Regions from separate parts of the Homo sapiens genome. Here region 1 is linked to region 2. Evidence: chromatin loops called from intact Hi-C (ENCODE). Cell type or tissue: endothelial cell of umbilical vein. All regions are shown on one strand.

The links. Hi-C counts contacts between places; a loop is a spot of excess contacts. Peaks named below come from ENCODE experiments on the same cell type or tissue, not always from the same donor. Only the 100,000 strongest peaks of a DNase experiment are listed, where the experiment ranks them.
Region 1: it touches region 2 in a loop (5-fold over the local background); 2 of 110 quality-filtered maps call a loop at or near these places.

Annotation. Positions count from the first base shown.
Region 1 is chr14:38,362,805-38,370,804 of GRCh38, reverse strand. No RefSeq gene overlaps it. Among named protein-coding and RNA genes, the nearest start is that of CLEC14A, 110 kb to the right of the region's middle. In endothelial cell of umbilical vein, no CTCF peak of the experiment used is centred here; DNase peaks (open chromatin) are centred at 2,984 and 4,194; H3K27ac peaks cover 2,186 bases.
Region 2 is chr14:38,286,672-38,294,671 of GRCh38, reverse strand. LOC112268136 (a long non-coding RNA gene) reads right to left here. Exons shown (of 5, transcript NR_169588.1): 3 at 2,301-2,465. Among named protein-coding and RNA genes, the nearest start is that of CLEC14A, 35 kb to the right of the region's middle. In endothelial cell of umbilical vein, no CTCF peak of the experiment used is centred here; DNase peaks (open chromatin) are centred at 3,061, 3,841, 4,811 and 5,181; H3K27ac peaks cover 3,622 bases.

The DNA.
Region 1 (8,000 bases), 76 kb before region 2:
CCACTACGCCTGGCCCATTATTGACTTTTTTTTAACCAAATAGTAACATTTAAAACTGTATACATACATATGTGTATATATATTTTCTGTATACATATATTTGTGTATGTATATATATATTCTCTAGACATAATTTTTATTTGTGATACTTATGTTCTATAATGTTTCTTTGAACACTGATTTAGCAAATACTGGATAATTGGTCTTAGAGGAAATATGGAGCTAGGTTCCTGCGAGCCCTCTGGTCACAAAATTTTTATTAATCAATCAATATATAACCCTGTTACCATTTTCTTTCTTTTATTCTTTAGGTGAGAAAACTTAAGATCTACCTCTTAGCAAGTTTCAAGTATGCATTATAGTATTGTTAACTATGATCATCATGCTATACATTAGATCTCTAGAGCTTAATTCATTTTTGCATAATTGAAATTTTGTACACTTTGACCAACTTCTCCCCATTTCTCCCTTCCACTATTTAAAGCCATAAAACCCCCCAAACAAAACCGTGTAACCTTGTTTTATGTGTGTTGTGATATAAAGACACCTTATTTAACATGTTGTTGATTCATTAACATTGAACTTATGGAGAATAGGTCTGTAACTCATGCCTGAACAAAGCTTAGCTAATATATATTTTCCATAAGGCCATGACAGCTTTCTTGTGTTTCAGAACACTAGATAGCACTTCCAACACTACAGTTTGGGGCCATTTTAAATAGCAAAATTATCGACAAAAAATCCTATGCAAAAATGCAAAGAATATGGCAGTAAATGGACTACCAAAGTGTTAAAGTGTTGGAAAATTATGACACTTTAGTAGTATGAGAGCTGAAACAAACAAAAAACATCATCATAGGGAGCCAGGGGCAAATACCAACAAGCTACAAACTGAAGGATTTCAAGAAAAGTGGGTCAAATATTACATAATTTCTCATCTTAACCATCTCTCAACACTTTCTGATTTCAGAATATGAAATTTATTAGAGAAGGTATGTAATACTCATGGTATTTTTCATGTTTCTAACTAGATTTGCTTTAGTGCATTTTAAGAAAGATGAAGAAAGCAAACCTACAATTTTATACTCTAATGGGCTGTCCCTTCAGCATTTCCAGTGACAATTTTATGGAAGTCGATTACTGAACTAAAATTAAGTTCTTGAGTGATTTAATGATATTAGCTTCAGGTAAGGCTCATTTTGATATGTCTAATAAGGATGTAACACACTGCAATGCATTCTTGAAGTCTGCTGGAGATATTGATTACACGTCAGGAATGCATTTAAACTAATTCATAAGATTTTTGTCAAATCAGTTGTCTGGCAGTTTACATAATAAAAAAATGATGAGTGATTAGCAAGCATCATTTTATATAGAGTGTCTCCCCTAAAAGCTGTTCTGTTATATTGTATGGGCATGCTGTCTTGATGAAATAGTAAACCAATTTACCCCTAATCATGATGTTTCACTCATATTTATCATAGAGAGGTGTCTATACTCTTGTGTTGTTCACCAATATAAGCCTAGGTTACCTGATTCATTTATGCTTCATCTACTTTTATTCTGACAACAGCAATTTATCATCTTATAAGACATAGAAGAATAGGTAAGCTTCCTGTTGATAGTATCTAATAATGTTGCACATTCTTACATTTTTAAAATTACTTTCATAACCATATTTCATTTAGTAAACTTAAAAATTACATGGAGTAGATTCAGATATTATTTTGACCACCTTACATAATGAAAATTGAAGTTCAGAGGATTAAGTGACCTGTCTAAGCCACCATAAGAAGCTTAAATCTGGATTTTATTTTTTAGTGTGACCTCTATGTATTATATTTCATCTTTTTATGCTTAAGAGACTAAAGACTAAGAGAAATTGAATTTTGAGAAAACAAAATTTTGACAACAAACTAAATCTCTTATGCTCTTGAGGGTAAAATAATTATTAATGTGGGATAGAAGATGTCATGGAAACTATTATTTTGAGCCAAATTCTAAAATAAATAAAAATACTAAAAGTTTCCATATATTATTATAGTTTTAAAAAAGCAAAACATCTATTAGTGAGGTGGCTTTCATACCATAACAATTGTAAATATAGTATAAAGTGATGAATTCTATCCAATTAAAATATAGAAACATCCAGTTAATTATCAAGATGATCCACAAATAACAGAGTTCAGAACTGGTCAAGGTGGTAATTAACAAGTTCTGAATTACACAGACAAGTTCTGCATAAAGTAGAGAAGGTTATAACAAGAGCTAGTGAAACAGATAAAAGGAAGGCTAAATTAGCAGTTTTTCTATCCTGTTTCCAACACTTTAATTATCTGAAGGAATGCTATGTTATTAGAGTCTCAACAAAAATTTCATAATAATTTTATTTCAATTTGTAATCATTCCAAGTGCCTGTAATCATTCCAAATGCCCGTACACAGGTGTCATAGAACTCTTCTGTAGTAAATGTTATAAACTCAAAACAGTGATACATTTGTATCACTCCAGGCAGGTTAGGAGGCACGACTTGATATATCTTGGTATAATCCATCTACGCTCATCCTGCCCCACCTCAGCAGAGTCCTGTGGATGGAGCTCTTAGATTGGAAAGACATGCATCCTGTCCTAAAGAGGAACGCTGAAAAAACTTCCTTACTGTTACTCTGAAGATACAAATTCTCCCTTCCCAGTCATACTCCTCCCTAGAGAGCCAGCCCCAAAGCCCTGCCTATCCTGCCTGTACCCTGTGGCTTTACACTGTCCCAGGGTCATTGCTAATTAAAGCTGAACCAATCAGATTCCATGAGAAATTTGAGTGACGTGGAGTGTAAACCAGTGAAACACATGTACTAGCTTGAAAGAGAGATTATGTAGAGCTGGGAAAGCCATTTTCATATTTCTACCATATAAGACCTGCAGCAAAGGAGCTTAACAGTAGTGAGAAATAGGAGGAGGAGGCCAAGGTGATTGTACCACTTTGACCACAGACAGGGAGAGAGACTTTTTGGTTTTCCAGTTCTCAGTTTTCCTGTTTGGACTTCCTGCCCTGGTGTTCTCTGCTTCAGTAAGATATCCCTGTGTTACTAGGATAAGGAATGCTTAAGTCTGTTGAAATGAACTTGTTTGTCCAATCAAATAGTCCCTGATTATGGCAATCACAAGCTGATCCGAAAGTAGTAGCAACCCTGTGCCAAGTGGCCAGACAGCCTCGGACTGGGTTTCAGTCAAATCTGATTAAGTTACCTCTCCCTACAGGAGAAAATAGCACCTTTACTCTAATAGCCTTTCAGCAGGTTTTTAGCAACACTGGTGTGTCTTATTCGCTCATAATTGTAAAATTGCAGAATTTTCTACCTGGAGTGGAGACTTAATAATCACATTTAGCTTTCTTATTTTGTCAGTGGGAGGACTGAGAAGCAAGGAGGTTGATTGTCTTGTTCAAGGGCTTGGGAAATTCCTAGCTTGGATCTCTTCATTTGGCCTCTCTCCACAGGACCTTTGCTGTCTGTTGGTAGAGGGGTCTTTTGAGTTTTCTTTCCTTGTAAAGGGAAGGTTCTGCTGCCCATAAAACCTTCAGCTAACTTTGTGGATCCGCTAAGAATCATGTTCAGCTGCATATAACAACATGTCAGATATATCAATGGCTTAAACTTATGAAGATATATTTTATTCCACATAAAATAAGTTTGGAGATGTGCAGTCTGGGGAAGATATGGTGACCCCATGATCATCAGGGACTCATCCTCCATCTCTATTTCTGCTCTTCCATTCTTATTTGACTTCCATCTGCTCTTCCATTCTTATTATTTGGCTTCCATCTGCAGGATCACCACAATAGTCCAAAATGGTGTTTGGAGCCTCATCTATCATATCTGCATTCTAGGAGGTAGGGTGTGGAAAAGGAAGGGGCAAAGTGACACATGCCAGCTGTCTGTCTTCTCATTCTAATAGCTTTTGTTTACTTCTCACTGGTCATAGCTCAGTGAAGTGGCCACTTTAATCTCAAGATAAGCTGGGAAATGCATTATTTTAGCTAGGCACATTGCCACCCTAAATAAAATTGGAGCTCTCTTACTAATAAAGAAAGGGTAAATGAATGTTGAAGCAGCAATGAGAAATCTATGCCATACCTTCCTGGACTTTTTCTCTAGCGGATATCTTAGAATGTTCCCATCATTAGGGGGCATCCTAAACTGTTGGGGAAGTTCTTTCTGAGTCATCTCCTTTTCCTGTTAGATCTCCCCATCCCCCTAAACAATGTCAATCTGAACCTCTGTCTAGTTCTAGTATCCACCCACTATGAGCTGACTCCTTTTATCCTCTCTTGGCAGAGGTTTTGCTGTAGCACATATCGGCACCAGCAATAGTAAAATGCATACCCCAAATATGCTCCATTTACTGTCTTTTTAAAAATGCTTTTCACGTCATTACCGAACCCTAAGTAGGAGGAAGACACTCCTTAGTCAGTGGTAAGGCAATCTCTGCTCCTCTTCAAAAGGTTGTCTGTAGAATGATGATAATAACAGTCTCAACCAGTAAGATGTTTTATGATGATGATATAAGTTAAAATAATGTGGAAAGCACTTAGGACACTGTTTTGGAACAAAATAAGTCCCCTATGAATGTCTGTTATTGTTATTATTCATTAATATTATGATTGTTATTATTATCAACACATGGCTTTTTTTATACTGAGGAATATTTAATGATCATCTAGGAAAAAGATATTCTTGTCTCCTAAACAAAAATTCCTCCCAGGAGAATTATTAATGGGCCTGTAAGGCAAGGGAGAGGCATTATGTTCAGGAAGCCACTGCAAGAACAGCTATATAATACCATACAAGCTTTACCAAGTCACCTAGTTGGTAAAGTGGTACTTTACAGTGTGAGTGTTGGGAGACATGCTTCCTGTAAGAGAAGCTTCTCATCTCCAGGAGGCCTTCTGAGCCAAGGATGGTGATGAGGTGGCAAGGAAGATACTTAGAGAAGAGCCAACACACCAAACCAGAGGGAAACATGCTAAACTGTCTCCTTCACAAGTTTTCATAGACTTGTATCTGGTAAGCTGGGTTCCAGGTGTTTTTGGATGAAATTCCTACTGATTGAGTTTCCTAACTACATTCCAATAATCCACATATGCTTTTGATGAGCTGCATGGAAATTTAATGTTGTTCTAAATTAAGTGGAGAGGAGAACAGGAATGTGTTAATTATACATAACAGTGAACCAAGTGTAAAAACTGAAGTCTGTAAATTTATTCTTTGAAGCATATTTCTTGCTTAAAAAAAAAGAAACTAAAAAAATGATGAGACCGTTTAGTGCCTGAAAAATGTGGGGCACTGGGACATGCTATACTTTGAGTTGTTCTTTGAATACTGTGAACTTAGTCGTTATTGAGAGGCTGATGTGCCCTCAAGAGTGATTGTAATTAAAGCCTGATTTGAGAGTCTTTTTTATTTCTGATATGGTTCTAAGAGTGTGTGAGAAAGTTCTGAGGACTGACATTTGGAAAGAAGCAGAGAGTGACTTTTGTATCCTGAGTAAATCACTTCCAATGAAGAGACAGAATTAGAGACAAGAACAGAACAAAAGGTTTAGGGGAAAGGAGGATCTTAGGTGAAAAGGAAACATATAATTCTATCAAAATGGTTTATACTGACATGCTACAAAGGCACATTCAACTAGCAATCACTTTTGAAATAGTCAGGAGAGAGAAATGTGGACACTTACATGAACTGAAAATTCCATTCAAGCACCTCTTTGGATCTTCTTTATCTATACTTTGCTTGGAAGTGAACAAAAATAGATCTTTGAGTATGATTTTTCATTTTCCATTGTCAGAGCACAGGATGTCTCACATGAGGGATAGTAACGCTAAGCACTTTCTAGTTGAGGAGAAAGGCGACAAAGATTATCAAGGAAGATCTCCAAAGAACATGGAATTGGAATTCAGGAAAATAGCTTCCTTCCCTCTAACTCTGTGGCCAAGTTTCTCTCCTGCTTTCTCAAAGATGATTCAGGTTCCTAAATGTAAAATGAAAATCATTCATTCCACCTATCTCATCTATTTAAGTTAAATAAAGCTTCAATATATAGTAGCTGTATAGCAGCTTAGAATGTCCAATAAAAAATAGTCTGCTCAATTTGCAAATTTGCACCAGAGTCTGGAAGATAGGAATATACATATAGATATATAAATATAGTACACTTAAAGTCCGGTGGTAATTGATGATCATTTCCTAGTTAGTAACCAAGACTTACCTAATCAGCAAGGATAGTTTAGGGAGTCGGGGTGGAGAGTTAAGGAGCAGCTCTCTACCCTGCAAGCGGGGAAAGACTTGAAAGATGCAGATGCTATCAACAAACTGTATTTGGATACTGAAACACAGTTGAAGATATTGAGAAGAGAACCCTTTCCAAATTGAGGGGAGCACTCCTTGAGGGGAGAAGCATACAAGATTGCTGGTCTGCAATCTTACTGGGAATGAGGGAGAACACTTAGATGAATCCACGAAACAAACTTTGATAAAAGGAGCAAATATCATAGGAGGGGAAGGAGGGAGTTGTGGTAGGTCCCTGATGACTTATATGGATAAAGAACTGGAAAACTACCCTGAAATAACACTTAGACTATCTGCTACCTACATACCAGCTATAGAGCCTGGGTAATATTAAAAACAAAGGGTATTTGAGATAAAAATCCAGGACAATGTGATTTTGTGGTTATGGCTGAGATTTTTTTTTTTTTTTTTTTTTTGAGACGGAGTCTCGCTCTGTCGCCCAGGCCGGACTGCGGACTGCAGTGGCGCAATCTCGGCTCACTGCAAGCTCCGCTTCCCGGGTTCACGCCATTCTCCTGCCTCAGCCTCCCGAGTAGCTGGGACTACAGGCACCCGCCACCGCGCCCGGCTAATTTTTTGTATTTTTAGTAGAGACGGGGTTTCACCTTGTTAGCCAGGATGGTCTCGATCTCCTGACCTCATGATCCACCCGCCTCGGCCTCTCAAAGTGCTGGGATTACAGGCGTGAGCCACCGCGCCCGGCCGGCTGAGATTTCACAGGATAGTTTCTGTCTGAACTTGGTTGTCAATACCGAAACCCTGACTAGAAGCTTAAGCTTCCCTGGGTCCAGGCTTTGCAAGGCATCTTTTCTTGGAAGCTTGATTCTGCCCAGGTTTTCTTTGGCACAGGGTAGGGACCCATTTAAATTCTTAAAAAAAAGAAAACTGGTTTAATAACACCACTTTGTTATTATTATGTGTTATTACAAAGACCTGGGGGTTGGGAGATGGTATTCAAGGGATTCTGAGGCTGATCAATGTAACATATGTGACCATGAAAGGCAGTAACACCCAACACACTTTATTGAGCAGCACTTCTACCGAATTGCGTAAGAGGGGAAATCCGTCACAGCACACGATCATCCAGAGGCTTCAGATGGGGAGCCATCCTCCAGGAGATGAGGAGGGCAAGGGAATCCCTGGGTGAGAGCAAGATCGGAAACGGTGCTTCCTATATAAGTGATGTCACTCAGCAATCTGACAGAGGTCTCTGGGTCAGAGACCTCCAAAGGGCCATAGCAGTTTGGTTTTGTAACCACAATGTTTTACCTTATCAATGGGTAACAGCTGTCAGGTAAGGTTTCACAGGGTATGCAAAGCAGGCAGACTCTAAACAGTTAAAAATCTGTATTTTTGAAACAATTGGATATGTCAAGTTTAAGGTTGGTGCTAGTGGGCTTTTGAACTAATGTGTCTCAGCCTGCAGTGAAGAAATGAACAAACTGACGTATATACAGAGGCAATCTTTGGCTCGTTTATATAACAGCTATAATAAATGCTTATTATAAAAAAATTCAAACAATGCAAAAAGTAAAAAGAGGAAAGGAAAAACTACTCCATATCTTTCAACCCATAGATAAGTGCTATTAAGATTTTGGTCTGTATTCATATTTGTACATGTGCACACACACAAAATATAAACACATTGTTGTAGAC
Region 2 (8,000 bases):
ACTCATCTAGTTTGAAAGTCAAAGTTATACTGGCCTCATAAAATGCTCAAATAGCTTTTTTAAAAAAATTTGAAGCAACTGTAAAATACAGGGATTATCTGTTCCTGGAGTGTTTGATGGAAATCGCCTGTAAAAGTTTCTTGGTTATAAAAGAGGTGAAAGATCTCTGCAAGGAAAACTGCAAAACACTTTTGAAAGAAATCATAGATGACACAAACAAATGGAAACACATTCTATGCTCTTGAGTAGGAAGAATCAGTATTGTAAAAATGACCATACTGCCCAAAGCAATTTACAGATTCAATGAAATTCCCATCAAAATACCATCATCATCCTTCACAGAACTAGAAAAAAAATCCTAAAATTCATATGAAACCAAAACACAGCCCACATAACCAGAGCAATACTAAGCAAAAAGAACAAAGCTGGGGGCATCCCATTACCTGACTTCAAATTGTACTACAAGGCTATAGTTACCAAAAGAGCATGGTACTTGTATAAAAAGAAAAAGGCATGTAGACCAATGGAACAGAATAGAGAACCCAGAAATAAAGCCAAATACTTACAGCCAACTGATCTTCAACAAAGCCTACAAAAACATAAATTGGAGAAAATTCAATAAATTGTGCTGGGAAAACTGGGAGACCACATGTAGGAGAATAAAATTGTATCCCCATCTCTCCCTTTATACAAAAATCAACTCAAGATGGATCAAAGACTTAAATCTAAGACATGAAATCATAAAAATTGGAGAAGATAACATCAGAAAAACTCTCCTGGACATTGGCTTAGGTAAAGAATTTATGACTAAGACACCAAGACAAACACAACAAAAACAAAAATAAATAGATGGGACCTAATTAAACTAAAAAGCTTCTACACAACAAAAGAAATAATCAGCAAAGTAAACAGACAAGCCACAGAGTTGAAGAAAATATTCACAAACTATACATCCAACAAAGGACTAGTGTCCAGAATCTACAAGGAACTCAAACAAATATCAAGAAAAAAACAAATAATCCCATCAAAAAGTAGGCAAAGGACATGAATAGACATTTCTCAAAAGAAGATATACAAACAGCCAACAAACCTATGAAAAAATGCTCAACATCACTAATCATCAAGAAAATGCAAATTAAAACCACAATGAGATACCACCTTATTCTTCCAAGAGTGGCCATAATTAAAAAGTCAAAAAACAATAGATGTCAGCATGGATGTGGTGAAAAAGGAACACTTTTACACTGCTGGTGGGAATGTAAATTAGAACAACCACAATGGAAAATAGTATGGAGATTCCTTAAAGAACTAACGGTAGAACTACCATTCAATCCAGCAATCCCATTACTAAGTATCTTCCCAAAGGAAAATAAGTTATTATATGAAAAAGATACATGCACGTGCATTTATAACAGCACAATTCACAATTGCAAAGATATGGAACCAACCTATGTGCCCATCAATCAATGAGTGGATAAAGAATATGTGATATGTATACACCATGGAATACTACTCAGCCATAAAAAGGAATGATATAATGTCTTTTGCAGCAACTTGGATGGAGGTGGAGGCCATTATTCTAAATGAAGTAACTCAGAATGAAAAACCAAATATCATATGTTCTCACTTATAAGCAAGAGCTAAGCTATGTAGATGCAAAGGCATAAGAATGATATAATGGACTTTTGGGACTCAATGATGGAGACGGGGAGAGAGGTGAGGGATAATAGATTACATATTGGGTACAGTATACACTGTTCAGGTGACAGGTGCACCAAAATCTCAGATATCACCACTGAAGAACTTACCCATGTAACCAAAAACCACCTGTACTCCAAAAACTGTTGAAATAGAAATAATTTTTTTAACTGGCTTGGTTAAGCATATCTTTTCATTTATTATATTTTAGGTTTTGGCAAAATCTTTAAATATTATTTAAATGTTTTTAATTAGTACTAATCTATTCAGCTTTCATATTTTATTCTCATGCTTATTTGACATATTATACTATTGCAGACATTTATTCACTTATGATTTTTGTGAATATTCATATTTACTGAGGAATAGTACTGGATCCTTATCTTCTCTTATTCCATTTAATTCCACCTTTAAAACACCGTTATATTTATATCCCATGTTACTTAAAATTGCAACAGAAACAACCCTTATCATTAAGTACTTTTTAAGCAGGTTTCCTCAGTTTCTTATATTCCAACATTTGGATGTGCCATGATCTAGTTAATGATTCAGGTGACAGATTGTATTTTCCAAAGATAGCCACAATGCATTTCCCATCTCACCTGCTCTTTTAAGAGGTGTCTGCATTCTTTTCCTTTGAAAATGGCAAGTTTTGACTCATCAGTATCCAACAGAATGAAGCAGAGTGATGTTTTATGACTTCCTAGGCTAGGTAAGAATATGCAGCACAGCTTCAGCCTTGTTTGGGGAAGACAGTGACAGAGCTACTAGAAGGAAAAATAATATAAGCAGTTACTCCAGTTGCTACTGCTGTGCAACAAATTACTTCAATTTTAGTGGCTTAAACAGTGATGATTTTTTTTTTTTTTTTCAGAAATCCTTGTCTCTCTTCTACAATGTCTGAGGCCTCAGCTAGGAAGATTCAGTGATTAGGGTGACTCAGTATGGCTAGAATCATCTGAATGTTTCTTCAAATAATTTCCTTTAATAAAAGATACCTCCAAATTTGGCAGCTACATGCATTATATCTGGGGCTCCACCCCATAGTCAGTCTCTATGGCAATTTAACATTTCTCTTCACCACCACTTAAAAATAGACAAGAAAAATCCCATTTATCAAAATACTTCAGTGGCCATTTGCAGAAGGTATCAGAGCAGATTCCAAGATAATGGACTCAAAGTTACTAACATCAGTGTGATCTGCAAGGGCACAGAGAGTCCTGATTTCTCCCCCTGAATCAGTTATCTGACTCATGATTTCCAAGAGACCTTCCACCTAACATTTGACATAAAAGCTATCTTTAATGTGCCCACCCCCACTTTTTTGTTTCTCATCGGCAGAAAAATATCAAAGTGCAGATTTGCACTTCAAAAATGGTGAAGGGAAGTACAGCTTCATTTGGGAGTTTTCTGATGTTAGATTCCTATACCAAAAAGTATAAAATCTTTTGTAGAATGCATTTAGAAAGGTTCTCATCTGAGGCAAGAAAAAAGGTCTTGAAATAAAAAATTAGAGGATATTAACTCTTTGGAAGCACTTTAAAAATTGCCCTTCTAGGAAGTTGCTTCTATTTTAATCCCTACCTGTAAGTTCAGTTTTCCCAAGGACAAACATCTAGAGCACAGCATAATTATTCTAAGATGAGACATACTTCCACTTTTTAAAAAAGAACAATAGCATTAAAAATCCTGCAAAGAAAAATCTCCAATTCAGAAACTGGAAGCTACTTTCTTTCATCCCATTGTTAACACGTTGTTTTGATATAAAGAATCTAAAGAAACAATCTAGACACTGACTAACTTAATGCCAATGACAATTACAATCTTGTGTCATAAATACATATTTACTGCAATAATTTTAAATGTATTATTTAAAAGTGATATGATAGCCTAGGAGAATATACCAGAATAAGTATTCAAATAATAATTGTCTAATAAGAGTTGCAGTTATGCAATTCACACCAGCACATGCTTAGATTGATGACTTAGCACACTCGTTCCCATGAAGTGAAAAGGTTTACTTCCCAATTAAATTCTTAATGCTTTTCAAAGTTTTCTTGTCCTAGTATTTGTATTTTCCTTAGTATCGTATCAGAATCTTTGCCATCATCATTAGCCAATGTGTTTATTCAGTCATTGTGTGAATAGCTTTGATCTGAGTGTACCAAGATAAGCTTCCTGAAGTCCAGTAAACACTCAGAGTTGTTTTGGAACATGAGCCAACTGCTTTCCTCTCTCACGAACTCTCTGCTTTAATGACTCATGACGCTGAAATAAATTGGAATTTAAACAGTTAGGAAAGATTTATGGACTTAGAATTATCCGGTTTGGGGTCTTAGACAAACCTAAAATTATTAAATATTATGCATATATTCTAATTTTTGCCCTGATCTCCCTTCAAATGAGAGGAAATGGCTATGAAGATATGAATTTTTTCCCTATCTAACATATCGGCTGTAATTGGATTAATAATAACAGGGTTACATTTGTTAAAATGGTAGGTTGAACATATGCATTAGCTTCCATTCCTCATTTAAACCCCAGTAAGACAACAATAAAAGGATTTTTTTAGATAGCATAGCAAGGACAAAGATAATAGGAGAGAACACAATCATGATAAATTTTTGGAAACTGGAAAGCAGATGGACTAGAAAGCTAAATACTAAATTAGCAGTGAGCATCTGAAAAGCAACTTAATTTTATACCAAAGAACTCAAAAAGGATCCACATTAATGATACCAGTAACCCCTGCAGATGGGAGCGGGAGAGATACAGGCTAAAAATTAAATTACAGCCGAAAGTCTTTTTAAAAAAGAGTTTGGTTTTCAGATTCTCTCTACTTTCTTGTGCAGCTAGACAACAGTTTCTTCCTTGCCCTGGGAGTTTTAACATCTCCAGAATATAAAATACACTCTCTCTGTACTGAAAGACTATACAGTAACATAGTGGGTGAGCAGCCAGGCTTTTGTCTCCCAGGTAGGAGATTAGAAGCACATTCACTGAGGACTCTAACTAGTCTAACTAGTCAAGAGAAAAGAGCAAAAATTACTGACAGTGGAGTTTCTATCATACAGGCCACTCTACAGAAAAGCCCTTAGACAATAAGCCACATGCTTGCACACACAGAGCTTTCAATAAACTGTTTAGTTCATTGCTTTTAATTTTCTAAAGTTTGCTGACAAACTTCCTATAGCATTCAAAGAATAGAGGCATTAGAAATTAAAAATAAGGTAAGAATTTTTAAAAGACTCAATAAATAGTTGGAAGATAAAGTTGGACACAAGATTCTAAAAGTATCAAGGAAGAAAAAGTAGGTTTTGTAAGAAGAATTAAGAATGGCTTGGATATCACGAGGACAACAAATGAAGGTTAGAATCAATTGAATAATGCCTCAAAATACTAAGGACATTTGTGGGGTTTTTTTCCTGAAATTTCATACCCAAACAAATATCAACTAAATATGAGAGTAAAATAAAGTCATTTTAAGACATGCAAGGTCTTTCTAGAGGATGTGCTCCATGAAAATGAGGGAGTAAACAAAGAGGGAAAGAGAGAGAGTGTGTGTATGTGTGTGTGTCCAGGAAGCAAGAGAACACAAATATGAATGAAGGTTCCAAGACTACAGAGCTCTAGTAGGCTCTGAGATTAATCCATCTATATTGGAGCAGATTATGAGGCTTTAAGAGGCCTCTCTGAGAAGGAAAGAACAGAACACCAGTATACCTAATGAGCTAAGGGGAGGTTTAACATGTGGAAAACTGGGTGCAAGGTACATATGACTTCTCTGTACCATCCTTGCAAGTTTTCTGAAAATCTGAAATGATTCTAAAATCAAAAGTAGAACTCTACTGGGACACAAGAGTCAGGGAGGTGGTGCATGTATGTAGTAGGTGGTAACTGAAAAGGAGTTAGTCTTCATTTTTCTAAGTCTAAAATTGGAAAATCAAGAGGTTAAAATGTAAACATGTTACTTAAAGATGTAGAAGTCAATATGGAAATACAAAGATGTAACTGGAGAGCAAGTTGGGGAGTACCGGTTTAGTAACAAGCCTAGTTACAGTTTTTGACTTTAAGTCTGTGCCTGTACAACCTGATGAAATAGAAAACAAATTTAAAGGGAAAAGATGTGGTTCTCATATATCATCCAGATTTTCAGTTATTTGAAATTTTAATACCAAATAACATTTCCCATTGCCCTACTTACCCACCCCATGTTACCTTATCAAACCAGATCAGTGATGCTTTCAGAAATTATTTGGTTTGATCAATTCAGTGACTCTAGGAAAGAGTATGCTATTAGTAATAGTTTATGTGATTTACATATTTATACTTTGAATATACATGACCCTACCAAAATTATATCTAAAAATATTTATTATTCTTTATTATTAGGTTAAAAATTGTTTTCTTTTCACATCAAATATTTACTTCCTTTTTTCACAAGGGCATGTTACACTGCCTCCCATTTTGCAAAAGCAAGACAAAGTGCAAATTAAAGGAGTTTTAATGTATATTTAACCAGATATTCCAGGATACAGGATGTAACTTGTGTTTATACTTTTTTAAATACTTTCGAATATAATTATTAGAAAAATACTTAAAAATGGGTAATGTTTACCATAAGAGCCTCCATTGTGTGGTTATTGACTAATTTATTTTTTAATTTGACAAATGATAATTGTACATATTCATGGGTACATAGTGACATTTTAATGCGTATAATGTATAGTGCTCAGATCCAGGTTATTAGCACATCCATAATCTCAAACACTTATCATTTCTTTGTGTTGGGAACATTCAATATCCTCCATCTGCTATTTGAAACTATATATTATTGCTAATTAAAATCATCCTACAGTGGTAGAGAACACTATACTTTATTCCTCCTATCTAGCTGTAATTTTGCATTCTTTAACAAATCTCTCCCTAGCCCTCCCTTCCCCCTACCCTGCCCAGCCTCTAGTACCCTCTGTTCTGCTTTTTACTTCTATGACATCAACTTTTTTAGCTTCCACATATGAGTGATAACATGTGGTGTTTAACTTTGTGTTCCTGGCTTATTTCATTTAACACAATGTCCTTCAGTTCTATCCATGTGGGCACAAATGACAGGATTTCATTCTTTTTAATGGTTGAATAGTATTTCATTGTGCACGTATACCAAATTTTCTTTGACTATAATTAAATTTTCGCATACTGGTGAAAGTGGGGGTCTATTTTTCCCATTTCTTCCTAGTTAATAGCAGAACATATCGTGAGAAAGATCTTACTCATCTTCAAATTTTCTTTTTCTTTCTTTTTTTTTTTTTTTTGAGACGGAGTCTTGCTCTGTCACCCAGGCTGGAGTGCAGTGGCGCGATCTCGGCTTACTGCAAGCTCCGCCTCCCGGGTTCCAGTGATTCTCCTGCCTCAGCCTCCCGAGTAGACTAGCTGGGATTACAGGCACGTGCCACCATGCCTGGCTAATTTTTGTATTTTTAGTAGAGACAGGGTCTCACCCTGTTAGCCAGGCTGGTCTCAAACTCCTGTCAGGTGATCCGCCCGCCTCAGCCTCCCGAAGTGCTCGGATTATAGGTGTGAACCACTGCGCCCGGCCCAAATTTTCTTACCTATCATGCGTCTAGAAAGAATCAAGTTCTCATCTATATAAATTGCACATTTTCTCTGATTGGCATACCGTGTTGAATCTTTGTCCCTTTTCTACCAGAAAACAAGATGTTCTTGTTTAAGTGGCATTTCTCTAGTTCAATAGGTTCCTTGAGCTATTCAATGGGTCCAGTAATAATATGCTAATTTTTTACATTGATTCAAATGTGTTTCAGTAACTCTGTCCTCGTATTGTTCTTGCATTATCTCAAACATAACTTTATCCTTCAATTCATACCACACTGCATCTGCCTTGCTATCCTGCTGTTACCCCTCCTCCTCTCATAACTAAACCAGCAAGACTGAATTGTAGTGGATGGAAAGAAACATGGTAGAAGGGAATGGAAATAAATTTTAAGTCAAGGTTAAATTTTATTTTGCATTTCCAAAGGAATCAATGGATTTGTGCTCTTAAACATTTTTTAAGCACAAATGAATGGTCTATGATTTTAACCTTGTGTATAATTTTGTAACATAGATTTTTATCACAGTAACAGTTAATAAGAGGATTTCATGAATTAGTTTATGTTTTAAATTTTTTCTCCTTACTAAGAAATTTCACAATACCTGAAAAGGACTGCATCCAAACTCATTCCCAGACCTCCCACTGATAAAATTATGCCCAAATGATTGTGCCTCTCCCTACTGGCACTGAC